Regions from separate parts of the Homo sapiens genome. Here region 2 is linked to region 1. A link is a loop called in an ENCODE intact Hi-C map of the cell type or tissue named here. Cell type or tissue: A673. All regions are shown on one strand. Links, peaks and the distances in the headings refer to the core of each region. The heading gives the core; the rest is flanking DNA.

What was found. Peaks named below come from ENCODE experiments on the same cell type or tissue, not always from the same donor. Only the 100,000 strongest peaks of a DNase experiment are listed, where the experiment ranks them.
Region 2: it touches region 1 in a loop (11-fold over the local background); 12 of 110 quality-filtered maps call a loop at or near these places.

Annotation. Positions count from the first base shown.
Region 1 is chr11:57,245,970-57,254,346 of GRCh38, reverse strand. LOC107984364 (a long non-coding RNA gene) reads left to right here. Exons shown (of 3, transcript XR_001748067.3): 2 at 4,613-4,895; 3 at 6,639-6,993. Among named protein-coding and RNA genes, the nearest start is that of APLNR, 13 kb to the right of the region's middle. In A673, for the core only: CTCF peaks have their summits at 4,226, 4,429 (motif pointing right) and 5,113 (motif pointing right); DNase peaks (open chromatin) are centred at 4,456 and 5,116.
Region 2 is chr11:56,998,099-57,006,475 of GRCh38, reverse strand. No RefSeq gene overlaps it. Among named protein-coding and RNA genes, the nearest start is that of OR5AK2, 13 kb to the right of the region's middle. RefSeq lists an enhancer at 99-600. In A673, for the core only: a CTCF peak has its summit at 4,591 (motif pointing left); no DNase peak of the experiment used is centred there.

The sequences.
Region 1 (8,377 bases), core at 119-8,118:
GATTTCTCATGAATACATTAATGCCCTTTCTCAGAGGCGAGTGGCTTCTCAGTCAATTAATTCCCGTAAGAGCTGGTTGCTAAAAAGAGCCTGGTATCCCACCCCTTTCTCTTTTGCTTCCTCTGTTGCCAAGTGATCTCTGCACAAGCTGGCTCCCCTTCACCTTCTGCCATGAGTGGAAGAAGCCTGAGACCCTCACCAGATGCAGAGGCCAAATCTTAAACATTCCAGCCATTAAATGATGAGTCAAATAACCCCTTTTTCTTTATAAAGTATTCAGCCTCAGGCATTCCTTTATAGCAGCACAAAATTGATAAAGACATTTGGCACTCACCTGGATTGCCCTGATGTATAAAGTTTCTAGGCTCATTCTCTTCTACCAGCTACTAAACGACAGGGTCCTCCGGGCTCTTGCATGGGCTCTGTCTTAGTTATTAATTGCCGAGAAGCACATCCTCCTCAAACTTAGTAGCTTAGAACAACAGGCACTTTTTATCTTGCAGTTTCTCTGGGTCAGGAGCCTGGCTGTGGCTTAGCTAGATGTTTCCGACTTAGAGTCTCATACAGCTGCAGTCAAGGTGTTGCAAGGTGTTAGCTGGGGCTCAGTCATCTGAAAGCTTGAGAGGGATTGTAGAATCTGCTTCCAAGCTCTTTCACAGGTAGTTGGCAGAATTCCTTTCTTTACAAGATGTTGGACTAAGGGCCTCAATCCCTCACTGGCTGTTGGGTGGAAGCCTTCCTCAGGCCCTTGCTACATAGATCTGTCCCCAGGGCAGCTAACAATATGAAGTTGACTTCTCTCAAAAAAAGTGACTGAGAGGGGGCATTCAAGATGGAAGCCAGTGTTTTTGTCATCTAGTCTTGGATGTGACATCCCATTACTTTTGCCATATTATATATTTTTGAAATGAGTTGCTAGGTTCAGCCCACATTCCAGTGGAGAGGATTGCAAATGGACAAAAATACCAGGAGGTGCAGATAATTGGGGTCACCTTAGAAGCTGCCTACCACAGGCATCCTTCTCTTCTCACTCTCTTCCTTCTCCTTAGACCATCTCACACACACAGAGACTTTAATTACCAACCACACGTGAAAGGGAGACTATTCACAAACTTGTATTTTCAGTCCAGACCTCTCCTCTGATATCTGGACTTGTGCCTAACTGATCAATTGATATTTCACTTACATTTCTCAAAACCTTCTCAAATGCAACATGCCCCAAACTGCATTCAAGCCTGGTCTTGTTCCACTGTTCCCTAAGTGTGAGTTATGGTACAAGTTAAGATATGAGGCAGAGAGACAGGGCTTTAAAAATAGTCATTTTTCTTTCTATTAATAAGCCAGAGGTAGACAGGTGGCTCAGCTCTCCTGCACACAGTGTCTTGTTGCTCTGTTGCCCTGCTTCCCTTTGGATGTTGTCTTCATCTGCATGGTCAAAGCTGGCTTGCTATCCCACATCCATGTTCCACCATATAAGAAAGGAGAAACAAAGGATATAAAGAGTAAGCAATTTCCTTTTTTAAAGAATGTGACCCAGAAGAAGCACACATTACTTTGTTCATATCACTTTGATAAGGCTTCAGGTAGTTGTAAGGGGAGGTGGAACATCTAGTCTATAGCTGGGTAGTGTGTTCCCAGCTAAAACTTGGATATTATGTTACTACCTTAGTCTAGTGTCCTAGTTTGTTTTGTGTTGTTATAACAGAATGGCATGGACTGGGTATTTTACATGAATAGAAATTTATTGGCTCATGGCTATGGAGACTGGGAAGTCCAGTGGCAAAGTGGTAGCAACTGGCCAGGGACATCTTACTGTGTCATCCCATGGCAGAAGGTGGAAGGGCAAGAGAACACAAGAGAGCAAGAGAAACGAAGGGGGCTGAACTTACTCTTTTATTGGAAACCCACTGCCATGATGACTAACCCACTTTGAGGTCATGGAATTAATCCATTTATTAGCATTGGTCTATCCAACGGTATTAATCCATCCATTAATCAATTCATGAGCCCTAATGACCTAATCACTTCTTAAAGTTCCCACTTCTCAACACTGTAGCATCGGGCATTAAGTTTCCAACACATAAATTTTGCGGGACACATTTAAACCATACCACTGTGTTTCCTGGAAAGCGAGTCTGGAGCTGAAAGTTTACAAATCGGAGTAACTAACAAGGAGAGTGAAGAAGAAAAGAGAGACAACTAATATGAGGGTACATGTTAATTGACCAATCTATAGAAACAAGACACCAAGAAGTTGTATCAACTGTTCCTGAGGACCAGACCTCTGGGAGAGAATGCAGGAAGAATATCTCCAGTAGCTCTTCTCATTGGTCAAAACATTTTTCAGTGGAGTGCCGACTCTTTTGCTTTTCTGAGTTTCCATGCAAAACATGGGCACCGTGCCAAGTCCAGTGAAATCAGCAAAAGCCCATGTGGGAGGTGAGAAAGGCATAGCAGGGACCAGAGGGGAGGGAGCTATCAGACTGTGCCTGCTTTGGGTTCATCAGAACCCTCCCAGAGCTGATAAAAAAGGTAAGTGAGCCTGAGAAGATCGGAAGTTGGCATGTAAGAAGACTCCGGTGCAATCACTAAAGGAAAAAGGAGAAAGTAGATACTGGGGCTTGCTCACCAGTTCAGCCACACCATGTTCACTTAGTTCCAGCAAGTGAGAAACCTGAGACGTCCCAAAAGCTCCCTTTTCCTTACACCCATACCCAATCCAACATATTGCTCAAGTGTACTTACTTCTCTCCATTTTATCTACCACACTCTTAATCCAGGCTCCTATCATCTCTCCTGGGGATTAATGTCTCCTTATTGGACTCTTGTCCTCTTGCTCTTTCTCTTGCTCTCTTGTGTTCTCTTGCCCTTCCACCTTCTGCTATGGGATGACACAGCAAGGAGTCCCTGGCCAGATGCTACCACTTTGACACTGGACTTCCCAGTCTCCAGAACCATGAACCAATACATTTCTATTGATATAAAATACCCAGTCCATGCCATTCTGTTATAGCAACACAAAACAAACTAGGACAGTAGGCTAAGGTGCTTGTCCTCTTGCCAATCCACTTTCGGCATACAGCCAGTGTGGCTTTTCTGTAACACCAACTGGATCATGTCACCATGCCCTGCCAATTAAAACCCTTCGACAGCTTTCCATTGCTTGGAGGATAAATGCAAAACTCCTCAAGGTGTCCCACAAAGCCCAGTGTGGTCTGGCTCCTTGTCTTCTCTTACAACACAGTCCTCATTGTCCTCTGTTCCAGCCTCTCCCACCTTCTTTCAGCCTCTGCTGTCTCAAGCTCCCAGCTTCTGCAGGAAGTACACGATCTGCCCAGTGCTTGCTGTAATTGTTCGTCATGGTTTTCACCTCTCTGCTTCTTATCCTGTAGCTCTCAGTACTGTTACCATTTTCTTAGGAAAGTCTTTCCAAATTTTCCTGACTAGGTCAAACTCCTATTATATATGTATCCACTCTTGGATTCCCCAACAGGCTGGCTAAACATCTCTTTCAGGCATTAGAGAAACAGGGTCACTCCCAATTTTTCATAACATGCTATTTGATTCCTTTTAGCATAAAATACTTTCAAAGATGTCATTATGGGAAAAATAAGGCTTTTGGGGATTTCTTTACACCTATCTTTAAATTGTTTGTTTTCATTTAAAATAGATTATGGAGGGGGCCATGATATTTTCAGTCCTTTGAAGTCTCTAAAAGTCAGACTCTAAAAATCCTGTCTGTGGACATAGCTTTCCTTGTAATACTTTGCACAGTTACAGCTTTACTTTTTTACATCATTCTTTAGTAGATGCCTCTGTCCCTGACAAGGCTCTATCTTTCGAGGGCAGAATCCTGGGTGGGGTTTTGATTTACCATTGAGCTTAGCATAGGGCCCCCTACAGAGGAAGGACTTAGTGGACATTTTTTGAGTGAGTCACAAAGCCCTGAAGCCCCAGCTCTGGCTCAGTCACTAATTAGCTGTGTCCCCCGCAACCTGTCTGTGCTGAAGTTCCCCTGTCTTAACAGAGTGGCTGCTGCCTGAGAAACAGGAAAACGTATTTCCAGAAAGAGAAAGAGGGAAAGGAAAATATACACACATATTTTAAGAGATTTGTCTAATTAAATCTGTGAGTGATCTTCAGGGTCCCAGGGCTGACATTGGAATAACTGGGAGGGCTCATGGATAAAGAATATCTCCATAGACACCTTCTTATGTGGGCCAACTCAACTGTGTAGCCACCCTTTTTCCCATGCTAAAATTAATGAGTGTATCGAAAGAGATTTCAGTGCAAAGTTCATTGAGATAAAAGATTCAGATAAGAGGCTCAGCAGAGAAACAGGTGAAAGGGAACATAAGAAATGCTCAATAAATGTTTTTAGTGGTGGGTAGAGAAATGAGTGGAAGCTGGAATCGCTGTCCTGCGAGAAGCCACAAGGTGGCGCTGGGTGCTCAGCAATGAGATTCCTGCCTCCAGAGATTTGGCTCAACTTTTCTCTATCAATGTCAGCTTATTAAAAAAAAAAAAAAAAAAAAAAGCAGTCTTTTTCTAGTCCATAATTTTCCTTAATAAAACAGGGTAACATTTTCCCTTTCATATGTTGTCTTTACAGAGTGACATGCTTGAGGAAGAGTGATGAATAATACTGAGGATGATTCAACGTCTCTTGGTTTTACTTCTGCACCACCCAAACAGAAAATAATTAGACAAGAACATTTCTTTTTCTATATCAGTGTCATAACATGTATTATTACAGTGCGGTGTAACCACATGTCAGAAGAGAATGTGTAGCTCAAAACACTGAACTAGGTGGAGAGGCCGAGGCCTTAATTCTCCAAGAGACTGGGACCTGTGCTGGGTTCTAGCGCCTGTTCAGCGTCAGAATCATCAGCTGGGTAAGTTCCTTTTGCTAAGGGTTCTTCTAGCCCCTGAGCCATAAGGTTCCAGGGTAGACAATTCCAGATACCACAGGGCCCTGGAATAAGGAGAGAGGTTGGGCTTAGGTGCACCCTCTGGGGTCTCAGGCTGCTGGGTCTGCATCCCGGTGGCGGGGCTGGAAGCCAGTGCTGGGACTCCTGGTGCTCAGAGGGAGGTCAAAGCTGAGTAGCAGCTCATCTCCACCAGAGGTCAGCATCACCGAGCCATCAGAGGCACAGCAGCCAAACAGCCAGGCTCAGGAGGCAGCTCTGTGCTTGAGCTGGCTCACCCATGTCCAGTTCTTCTTTCCACCTCCCCAACCATCCTTAGGGCCCGAGCAGTCCTAAGAGTGGGAGATGCTGTAGCACTAGTGTTGTGCCTTCTTGGCAAGGGTAGATTGCCGCTGGATACCTGTGGGACCCGTGGGACTGATGGGTCATTCATCAGCAGAGCCCCGCAGCATCTGGGGCAGCTACCTCTCTCTGTGCTCACACAAAGCTGTTGACTATCCCACTGGCTTCTGTCAAAGCCTCGGGCAGGCAGGGCAGGCACGTTCCACACTTCAAGGAACTAAGATGGAAAGTATCATTAAAGAAGAAGAATAAGAAAAAAATATGACTTTACAAACTGTTTAAGATTAAGAACTGTCTACCATGGTAGCTAAGACTGTAGATCCTCAAACCAGCCCTCCTAGGTCTGAATCCCATCTCCAATACTGAGAAATGGAGGGGCTTAGACAAGTTTCTTATTGTTTCGCATCTCAGTTTCTGCATCTGTAAACTGGGAATATTATCATTCCCATTTATCACTATTGATCCTCTCTACCCATTGGGTTATTGTGGGGATTAAATGAGATGATTGTAACAGAAAATATTAACTGAGCATTCGCCCTGTGCCAGGCATGGACCTAAGTCTGGTATCTAAGCCTATTATCTCAGAATTCTGACAATGCTGTATACGGTTACTCCTATTTTATAGTTGATGAAACAGATGCTTCATATGCTAGCAGAACTAGTATTTGAAACCAGCTATTTTTGCTTCCAGGGTTTACTTTTTAAATCATGGTCCTTCACTAGAACAGTGCCTGCTGACATGGAGTAAGCACTTAATAAATAAGAGCCATTATTATTATTATTAATAATTTTGTTTTAAGTTCTGGGATACATGTGAAGAACATGCCGGTTTGTTACATAGGTATACATGTGACATGGTGGTTTGCTGCACCTATCAACCCATCATCAAGGTTTTAAGCTCTGCATACATTAGGTATTTGTCCTAATGCTCTCCCACCCCTTGCCCTCCACCCCCCACCAGGCCCCAGTGTGTGATGTTCCCCTCCCTCTGTCCATGTGTCCTCATTGTTCAACTCCCACTTATGAGTGAGAACATGCTGTGTTTGGTTTTCTTTTCCTGTGTTAGTTTGCTGAGAATGATGGTTTCCAGCTTCATTCATGTCCCTGCAAAGGACATGAACTCATTCTTTTTTATGGCTGCATAGTATTCCATGGTGTGTATGTGCCACATTTTCTTTATCCAGTCTGTCATTGATGGGCATTTGGGTTGGTTCCAAGTCTTTGCTATTGTAAATAGTTACTAGTATTATTCACTAGTATTGTTATTGCTGCTATTGTGGAGTTATTCATAGCTTGATCTTTATGTCTATGGGTCAATGAGTAATTACAAACATGCTGGTTTTACAAATTATCTTTTTATCATCATAGCTGTGAGCCTACGTGAATTTTTCTCCACTCAATCTCATCATCCTTCAGACAGGCGGAGAGAGCGGGATCCATCTATGAGATTTCTCTGCTGAGAAATCTCCTCCCTCCCTCCAATGAAGCAACAGCAGGTCATATCTGAATGCAGAAGCATGGCCTTGTGCTGGGAAAACACATCCTGGCTGTAGAGCTCTCAGGCTTCTAGAGTCAAAGCCAAGGGTTCAAATCCTCTCTGTCTTACTCAGAAGCCACATGGTCCTGAGACAGTGAAGTAACTCTGTGAACCTCAGTTTACCAATCTGTAAGATGGGGATCATAATGTAAAAGATGGCATTAAAACTTACATTGGGAAAAAGCATTTGAGTGTGCTTATACAGTGCCTGGTAATAAACTTTACCTATTAGGATGCAATACACTACCTGTTACTATGGGAGTAATAGTAAGAGATGACTACCTAAGTCTGGTATCTAAGCCTAGTATCTCGTAGTTCTGACAATGCTATATACGGTTACCCCTATTTTAAGGTTGATGAAACTGAGGCTTCGTATACTAGCAGAACCAGGATTTAAAACCAGGCATTTTTGCTTTCAGAGTTCACTTTTTAAAATCATGGTCCTTCACTAGAACAGTGCCTGCTGACATGGAGTAAGCACTTAATAAGTAAGAGCCATTACTATTATTATTATTATTTTTTGTTTGTTGGTGACAAACTACCTGTAGTTGGAAAATTGGAATTGGAGTCTTCTCCTTAATATGGGCCTTTGGTCTGAAAAACTGCACCTGTTTCCTAACGAGCCTAACCCATTCTAACCCATCCTCAAAGATGCCTCCAGAGTGAGCATCCTAAGGCTTAGATATGATCCTTCAGCTCAGCACTATCCAATAGGACTATAACAGAAGTTACATATGTGATTTTAATTTTCCTAGTAGACACATTAAAAAAGTAAACGAGGCTGGGCATGGAGGCTCACTCCTGTAATCCCAGCACTTTGGGAGGCCGATGTGGGCATATCACTTGATGTCAGGATTTTGAGACCAGCCTGGTCAATATGGCAAAACCCTGTCTCTACCAAAAATACAAAAATTTTCCAGGCATGATGGCACATACCTGTAATCTTAGCTACTCGGGAGGCTGAGGCGGGAGAATCACTTGAACCTGGGAGACGGAGGTTGCAATGAGCTGAAATCCCGCCACTGCACTCCAGCCTGGGTGACAGAGCAAGACTCTGTCTCACAAAAAAAAAAAAAAAAAAAAAAAAAAGTAAAAGAAACAAAAGAAGTAGACTTCATTTTAACAATGTACTTACTTTAATATATCCAAATGTTATCATTTTGACATGCAATCAATAGAAAAAAATTACTAATGAGATATATTACGTTCTTTTTTCATACTAAGTCTTTGAAACCCAGTGTGTGTTCTACACCTGCAGTGTCCCACCATCTGCCTGGCCACATTTCCAGCCCTCCATAGCCACACATGGCAAGTGGCTCGCCCACTGCACAGTGCAGTGTTAGCTCTTCAGCAGCAAAATGGCATTTGCTAATTTTCTTAGCCTTATGTCACTTTAGTCCTAGGACATTTTAAATTCTTTCTTTCTTTTCTTTTCTTCTTCTTTTTTTTTTGAGATGGAGTCTCACTTTGTTGCACAGGCTGGTTGAAGTGGTGCGATCTCGGCTCACTGCAACCTCTGCCTCCCAGGTTTAAGCAATTCTCTGCCTCAGCCTCCAAAGTAGCTGGGATT
Region 2 (8,377 bases), core at 352-8,351, 250 kb after region 1:
CTGCCCCTTTCGAATTAGGGTGAGAGCTCCCTGGGTGTCATTGCTGCTGCTCAAACCATGGCTGCAAAGGGCCTCTTGCTCCACAGAGAGGGCAGGATCCCTGGCTTCTCCCCCCAACCCTGTGCAGCTGCAACCACCCAAACCACAGCTGCAGACTCAGGCATCCCTCCACTCTTGAGGTCCCAGGAAGGCCCCACTGACCCCACAGGCTTGGAAATGCCTGCTCTCACTGCCTGGCTTTTCCCTGCTGTGGGTGCCCACTCTGATCTCAGAGCAAAGTCAGTACCAAGTCCAGGGGCTATGAATGGCAGCAGGATGTAGCCAGATTCCTGGGCAGAAGGGTGCACCCCATGTTCAGGCCAGGGAGGGCCAGAAGACTTGGGCTTGGCTGCGATTCCCACTGACCAGAGGGAGATCTTGTGGCGTATTTTCTGGGCCTACCCATGGCTGCTCATGGACCAATCACCATGCGCTTTCTCCCATCTGAGGCCCATAAAAGCCCCGTGCTCAGAGAGAGCTTGGCAGATGATGGGACGACTAGGTGCATAGAGCAGCTACCCTCTCTGCTGATAGCAGGAGACATCAGGATGACCACCAGGAGAGAGAAGTTACCCACTCAAGGGCCTGCTGTCTGCTGAGAGCCGGGAAGACAACAGGATAACTTGCCTGCAGAGAGAAGCTTCCCACTCCAGGGTCTCCTCTGTGCTAGGATCTGAACACTCATCAGGACACCCTGACTGCAGAAAGGTACTACCCCATGCAAGTCTGCTGTGAACTGTTCTATTGCTCAATAAAGCTCCTCTGTATCTTGCTCACCCTCCATTTCTCTGTGTACCAGATTCTTCCTGGTCACAGGACAAGAACTCAGGACCCACTGAATGGTGGAGCTAAAGAAGCTATAACACAAATGGAGCTGAAACATGCCCCTTACTTGCCATGTTGTGGGTGAAGAGAAGGAAAGAAGAGGTTCAGCCTCTTTGGGAGCACAGACTTAGGAGCTTCCTGAGCCAAGGCTGTGCCTTCCTTTATGGGGTCCTGTGGTGCCTGGCATCTCCAAGCTTCCAGGTGCCACTATGTTCCCTGGTGCCAGCCAGGAAAGCTGCCTGTAGTGTGCCTGGTCCAGACACAGCCTCACAGAGAGCCAGTTCCTGTGCCAGCACCTAGAGCTTCCTGCTTTGCTGTGGCAGCCAGCATATCTGACTGTGCAGTTGCTGGACCCTACGCTTGCTCACACACCCCTCACCACTCCATGCCTGACTTGCCCTTGGCAGGAGTGGGATCCAGGCTGGTAGTGTAAGCTGAGTGCAGCCTGCCAGACCGAGTTGGTGGAATGAGCCCAGTGGGCCCAAGCAAAACTCAGGCAAAGGTGCCACTAGCCAGAGGTTTCAGGCCAGAAAAGCAACACCCCAAGGATCCTGTAACAATATAATGAGGACCACTACCTAATCTAAGTCTTATAGAGTGGCACTATTCCACTCCATTCCACTCCACCTGGAATAATTCTGATGTACTGTTATGTTTACTATCCCCCCAAATCACTTCCCCATTCACTGTAGTGATAGATAACCATTATCTTCTGCCTCATAGAAGATTGAGCACCAATATCCTTGGCAGTACGATATTGGCAGTAGGATCAATATCCTTGGCATCAGCCTGACTTCTTTCTTAACTGTACTGTTAAGTTATCTATGCAAAGAATCATGTGTCAGGTGTTGAGGATTAATCCATGAAATGTGTAATTTTTCTGGTGAGGAATGATGGAGGCCTCACACATGCATCCACTGCCAAGATTACCCACTACTCCTCTAGGCTAAGTGACAGCTCTGCCCATGTTCTTCTTGGTGTCTATACTTCCTGTATTGCATTAGACCCTTCTGCCCCTATGTCTTCTGTGGCACATACATACACGCATACACATCCACAAACTTGACCTCAAAATTCAAAAAGAAACATTAGTAATAAAAACCCAACAATCCTTGGAGGTTCCTGATAGCTTGCTCAAGCTACCAAGCTGGTTTCACATATTTTATTCCATAAACTGTGTATTGAAAAACTTATAACGTTAAGACATTGAGGAGCTGAGGGAATTAACCTGCTCACATTTATCCTGTTGCTCTTTTATTCTACCTTTCTGCATATAAAATGACAGACATGTACTTTCTGTGTGTTTATTTACAATAACACTGTTCAATGTTGTTATAGGCAGTTGCTTCACCCAGTAAGCTTGGGCAAAGCTCTTGTTGCTGCCTCACTTTTCAACCCAGAGACAGCTGTGCTGGACTGCAGCTGACTTCTCTCAATCCCTGTGAGAATGCTCTGTCTAGATTTCTGGTCTTTCCTTTCCACTTTCCTTTGTCCATTTATTTCTTCCACAGATGTTTATTCAGATACTACAATGTGCTGAGAATATGGTGGATGTTGGGAATCCAACGTTGAGCAAGTATTTTCCTCACCTTTATGTTCCATATTAGTGAGGACATTCATCTTTCCTGGTGGCAGGATGAGTCACACCATTATTCAGAGCCAATAAAGAAACTAATTAACCATCCATAACATCTAGATAACACTAGATAACTTCTAGAAAAATGTTACAACATTTTCTTTGTGATTTGGCATCTCCCTAACTATCTTTACAGAGAGAGTGTTTTCATTTAATTCCTTTCTGCTTGAATGGTGGTCAGAAACTTTAAAACTAATATAGTGTCAGTATCTCTTGGGAAGCAATTTTTAGCCTTAGGAGATATATCTATTATATTTTCCAATCTTAAAGAGCTTATCTATTTAAAAAAAGCAGCATTGGTTTATAATGTGAATATGTTTCCTATTTTATTTTACTTTTTAATAATTTCAATTTTTATTCTAGATTCGAGGTTTCATGCACAGGTTTGTTATATGGGTATGTTGCAAGATGTTGAGGTTTGGGATGTGAATGATTCCTTAACCCAGGTAGTGAGTATAGTGATATGGACAGGAGACAGAGAGATACTGGGTAGAAGAGGGCAGTGCACTGGCAAAGGCCCCACCTTTAAGGCTGGAGACCCGCCAGAAATAAGTGAAAAGAGGGATTTCTGTTTTTGTACTCCAAAAGTGGCCTTTTGGCCTGCTATGCCCCCCTATCCTATACCCATATAAGTTCTGAACCCCAGACTCCAGAGGCAGACAAAGAAATGAGGAGACGACAGAAGACAAATGGAAGAAAGGCACAGCAGAGAGAGAGAGAAGAGAAAGAACATCTGAATGCCGAGAGGAATTCGCCTGGGGGCAGTTGGGGGGAGTTTGGCTGCTGGATGGCCAAAACTCCAGGGGAAGATCATCTTCCCACTCCATCGCCTTTCCGGCTCCCCATCCATCTTGCTGAGAATCACCTCCACTACTCAGTAAAGCCCTGCATTCATTTTTCAAGCTTGTGTGTGACCCAATTCTTCTGGGATGCTGGGCAAGAGCTTGGGATACAGAAAGCTGCCACACTGGCCCTCTGCCCTTGCAAAAAGGCAAACGGTCCATTGAACTGGTTAACACTTAAGCCATCTGCAGATGGCAAGGCTAAAAGAGCATTTTTACACTGCGGCAGCAGGCACCCACCCCTAGACACTCCTGTGGGGCCGGAGCTCAAAGCACTCACCCCAGCTCCTGCACCTGACCATCTGCGTGCTCCCCGTCTCCCTCCTATCAGGGGTTTGACCAGTGGTGGTGACCAAACCTGTGAGCCACACCCTTATTGCATATCCTGCAAAGGGAATCAGGGAACTCTCCCATTTCATTTGGGGCCCCATCTGGGATACAAAGAAGGGTGAGTTAAAATGAGGATCTGTGTCTTTTCCAAGACCCTGCCACCTCTCTCTTTCCTACAGACAAAAAGAACATTGACTATATTTCTCTTCAGAGAAGTCTATCCACCACAGAACTGGAGTAAAGCTCTAGGGCAACCGAAGGGCTTTTTTTTTTTTTTTTTTTTTTTTTTCTGGAAGGCCCCAAGACTCAACTCCGTTGGCCAAGACTCCCAGACTTTGCCTGGTGTCTTTACTTCTCTCAAGGTTTGAAATGCCTCTTATCTCTTCCCTGATAATGTTAAGGGTTTTGCTACAAACCGCGACAATGATACTAAATATAATGAGCATTTGGCGCAGCCATCAAAGGTGAAATTCAGAACAATGTGGTTTCTGTTTATTCTTAGAGGTACCATCCCCATCCTGAACCTGACAGTCACAGACGCGCAGCGCATGACACCTCTTCTCCTCGCCCACTCCCTTCCTGGCTTGGGTGCCTGGGCATGTCGACAGCATGCATAAGCCATGCCCAATGGCCACGAGGGGTGGGAGAAAATCACAACTGCTGCCGGGGCCTCATGTGGCTAGCTGTCCAGCACTTCCCACCTGCCATGCCGATGGAACTTTTCCTCCCCTGACCAAGAAGGTCACCCTGGTCTGAACCAGGTGAAGGATACAATGATAAAGGAACCTGTTTGCACTGAGCAAGGTGTTTTTCCCCCAGGACCTCTCACTTTTGCCTCTTAAACTATTTTTTTCTTTTCTAAATGAGAGGGCTCCTATCCACAGCACGCTGCTTATGATAGGAAAAATAATAGAGGAGCGACCCCTGCTGGCTGATAACTGCAAATTCAACAGGGCTAATTTGAGACCATCTAGACAGATACAGACAGCCCCTGAAATACCTTTTTTTTTTCTTTTTTTGTCTCAAATTCGATTCCAAGCTTCAGGCTGAATCCTTAGAAAGGAAAACCAGATCTGAGGGAGTCAAAGCCAGGCAACAGGCACAATGTGAATGGGCAGGACCAATTCCTGCTGACTAAACCCCCACCACATGGAAGGAGGCCATGCTCCATAACATAAATGAGCCCAGGGATCTCAAAGGTTGCCAGCAGTAGGGAGGATGGAGGCATAGGTGAGGGCAAATAATTCCTATTCTCTAGGCCTTCCCTGCATCATGGGTACATGTCGCATTGGCACCCATGGGTGGGAGCTGCCAAGGTCTCCAGGACTCAGGGACAAAAGATGGAAGAGAAAAAGGGGACACTTGTTTTCTCTCTCTTCACACTCTGAGTTTTCACTGAAAGAAGGAAGGGAAATGAGAGTCACCTCTATTTCCTTGTCTTTCTGAATGGGCAACCAGCTCTTTTCATCACCCTTTGCTTATATTCCTTTGGAGTCTATCCTGAACCACTGGGACTGCTATGACCCTTAGAATCTGGAAGAAAAATGCCTCATAGCCCTCTGCACAGAGGTTTGGTGAAATTATGAAGGACTGGATCTGCCTTAGGAAGGAACAATTTATTTCAATACCATCCTGCAGTGTTATCTTTTCTGTAGATGTGCAGACAGATGATCTGAGGCCCCATATTTGCAGGCTTTCTGTAACTTGCAGAACAACCCAGGCCTTCGCTGACAGTGTAGGATTAATCCAGCCCTCATGTTAACCATCTCAGGAAAGGCTGCAAGGGGCAAGCCAAGGAAACTAAAAATACAAATTCCAGAGACACCCCTAGCAGAGGAGCCAGCTCCTTCCAGCCCTGTTCCTCCAGGTCGGCCCTGACCTCCCTATCCAACTTCAGCCTTACACTTGCCCCCGCTTAGAAATCCTCACCATAGACAAGTCCTAGTCTCACTCTTGCCCCTCCAACAGATGCCTGGTTAATTTTGCCTCAGTCAGGTCCAAGTCTCCTTCTCCTTTTAAGAGTTAAGGCAAATTAAGGGGGATCTCGACAAGTTTTCAGATGGCCCTGATCAATATATAGAGGCTTTCCAGAATTTCACTGAATAATTTGAACTCTCCTGGAGAGATGTTATGTTACTTTTGAATTAGACCCTGATAAAGACTGGGAAGCAGGCCACTCTACAAGCAGCAGAGAGATTTGGGGATGAACTTTTTATCACATATAGCATCAGGGAAGGGGGTGAAATCCTCTAACTGGAAGAGAAGCAGTACCAATGGATGACCTAAATGAGATCCCAATGACAAGACGGGAGGCTGGAAGAGGAGACACTTTCAGGTGTGCATAATGGAGGGATTACATAGGACTAAGACTAAGCCTCTCAATTATACTAAGTTATCCATGATTGACCAGGGATTTGATGAAAATCCCACTGTCTTCCTGAGAAAGCTAAGAGAGGCCTTGATAAAGCACACCTCTCTATCTTCTGATTCAGTCAAATGGAAAACTAACCCTAAAGCATAAATTTATTACTCATGTAGCCCCTAATATCAGGAGGAAGCTGCAAAAACAGGCCCTGGGACCAGATAATACTTTACAGAACCTCCTGCAAGTAGCCATGTCAGTCTTATACAATAGAGATAGGGGTGCCCAGGAGAGAGAGAGAGAGGAAATACAGAAAAGAGACAGAGGCTTTAATGGATGCCAGGCAAGCCCACAAACCCAGAATTCCCAGGGTGCACTTGTTAACTGCTACAGATGGGCCAAGCCAGGGCGTTTGAAGAAGGATTGCCCAGGCAGCATAAGGAAGCCACTTTGACCTGTCCAATCTGTCGTGGGGAAACCTGGAGGGTAGATTGTCATTGGGGACACCAGCAGTAGGATTGACAGGTCCTGGGGCTCTTCTTCTTGAGTCTGGTGTTCCAGACCATTATTATCATCCGAGAGCCCCAGATAATTCTGGAAATTGAAGGGGAAAAAAGTAGACCATCTTTAGGACACTGGGGCTAGTCTCTCAGTTCTCCTCCCCATTATGGACCCTCTCTCCTCTCTTAGTAAGACCATGAGGAACATATCAGGAAAGGCCTTTAACCTGATCTTTTTCCCAACCACTTAGTTGTAGCTGGGGAGACCTTTGGTTCACCCATGCTTTTCTAATTATGCTGGAAAGCCCAAATCCTCTGTTGGGTGGGGATATTCTGGTTCATATGGGGACCCCATCCTGATGGCCCCTGTGCAAACTTTTTGTCTGCCCCTAGTGGAGACCATTTTAAACCAAAAGTTTGGGCAACTCGAGGGAAAATTGGCAGAGCCACAACCACCATACTGGTCCAGGTCCATCTTAAGGATCTTACCTCCTTTCCTAACCAGAAACAATATCCCCTGAAACCAGAAGTCAGGAAAGGACTAGAAGCCATCATTGATAACTTGAAGAGGCAAGCCCTCCTCAAACCCTGAAATGGCCCTTGCAATACCCCAATATTGGGGGGTACAAAAACCCAAAGGGGAATGGGGACTAGTTCAGGACCTCCATATCATTAATGAGGCTGTGGTTCCAATACACCCAGTGGTTCCCAATTTGTATACCCTGCTAGCTCAAACATCTGAGGGAACTAAATGGTTCACAGTGCTGGACCTAAGGGATGCCTTCTTCTGCATACCATTACCCTCTGACTCTCAGTATTTGTTTGCATTTGAGGATCCCTCTAACCAAACCACCCTGGACGGTGTTACCTCAGAACTTCTGAGACAGCCCCCACCTGTTTGGGCAGGGATTATTGAGAGACCTCAATAATCCTCTGTCCTTTATCCTTAGTTTAAAGTTTTACAATATGTCAATGGCCTTCTTCTCTGTGCTCCAACTGAGGAAATCTCTCAGGAGGGCAGTAAGGCTTTTCTTAATTTTCTGGCTAACTGAGGATATAAGGTTTCAAAATCTAAAGCTCGTCTCTGTCACGCTTCAGTGAAGTATCTAAGCCTGGTGTTCTCAGAGGGCACAAGAGTGTTGGGTGAAGAGAAAATTAAACCCATTTTCCATTTTCCCTTCCCGCAACCCTCAAGCAACTGAGGGGATTCTTAGGCATTGCAGGATTCTGCAGACCTGGATACCTGGGTATGGTGAAATAGCTTGTCCCTTATAACACCTAAGAAAGGAGACTCAGGCAGTTAAACCTCACTGTCTAATATGGGAATCAGAGGCTAGAAAGGCCTTTGACTGAGTAAAACAAGTCTTGCTTAAGGCACGAGCCCTTAGTCTCCCCATAGGAAAAATGATTAATCTTTGTGTCGGAGAGAAAGGAAATGACAGTGGGAGTTCTAACACAGGCCTTTGGTCAGCCCAGAAGCCTGTAGGCTACCTGAGTAAGGAGTTTGATTTGGTAGCCAAAGGATGGCCAGCCTGTCTCTGGGCAATCACAGCAGTGGCCTTGCTGGTACCAGAGGCTACTAAGTTAACCATGGAGAATAATTTAACTGTCTATACCTCACATAATGTGGCAGGACTACTATCTTTTAAGGGGAGTCTCTGGCTATCAGACAACTGCCTCCTTGGGTATCAAGCTCTGTTATTAGAAGGATCTGCAGTCCAATTAAAAACCTGTCGCTCCCTAAATCCAGCCACCTTCCTCCCAGAGGAAGCTGAGGAACCTGAACATGACTGTGAACAAATAGCACAAACCTATGCAGCCAGAGAGAACCTCAAGGAAACCC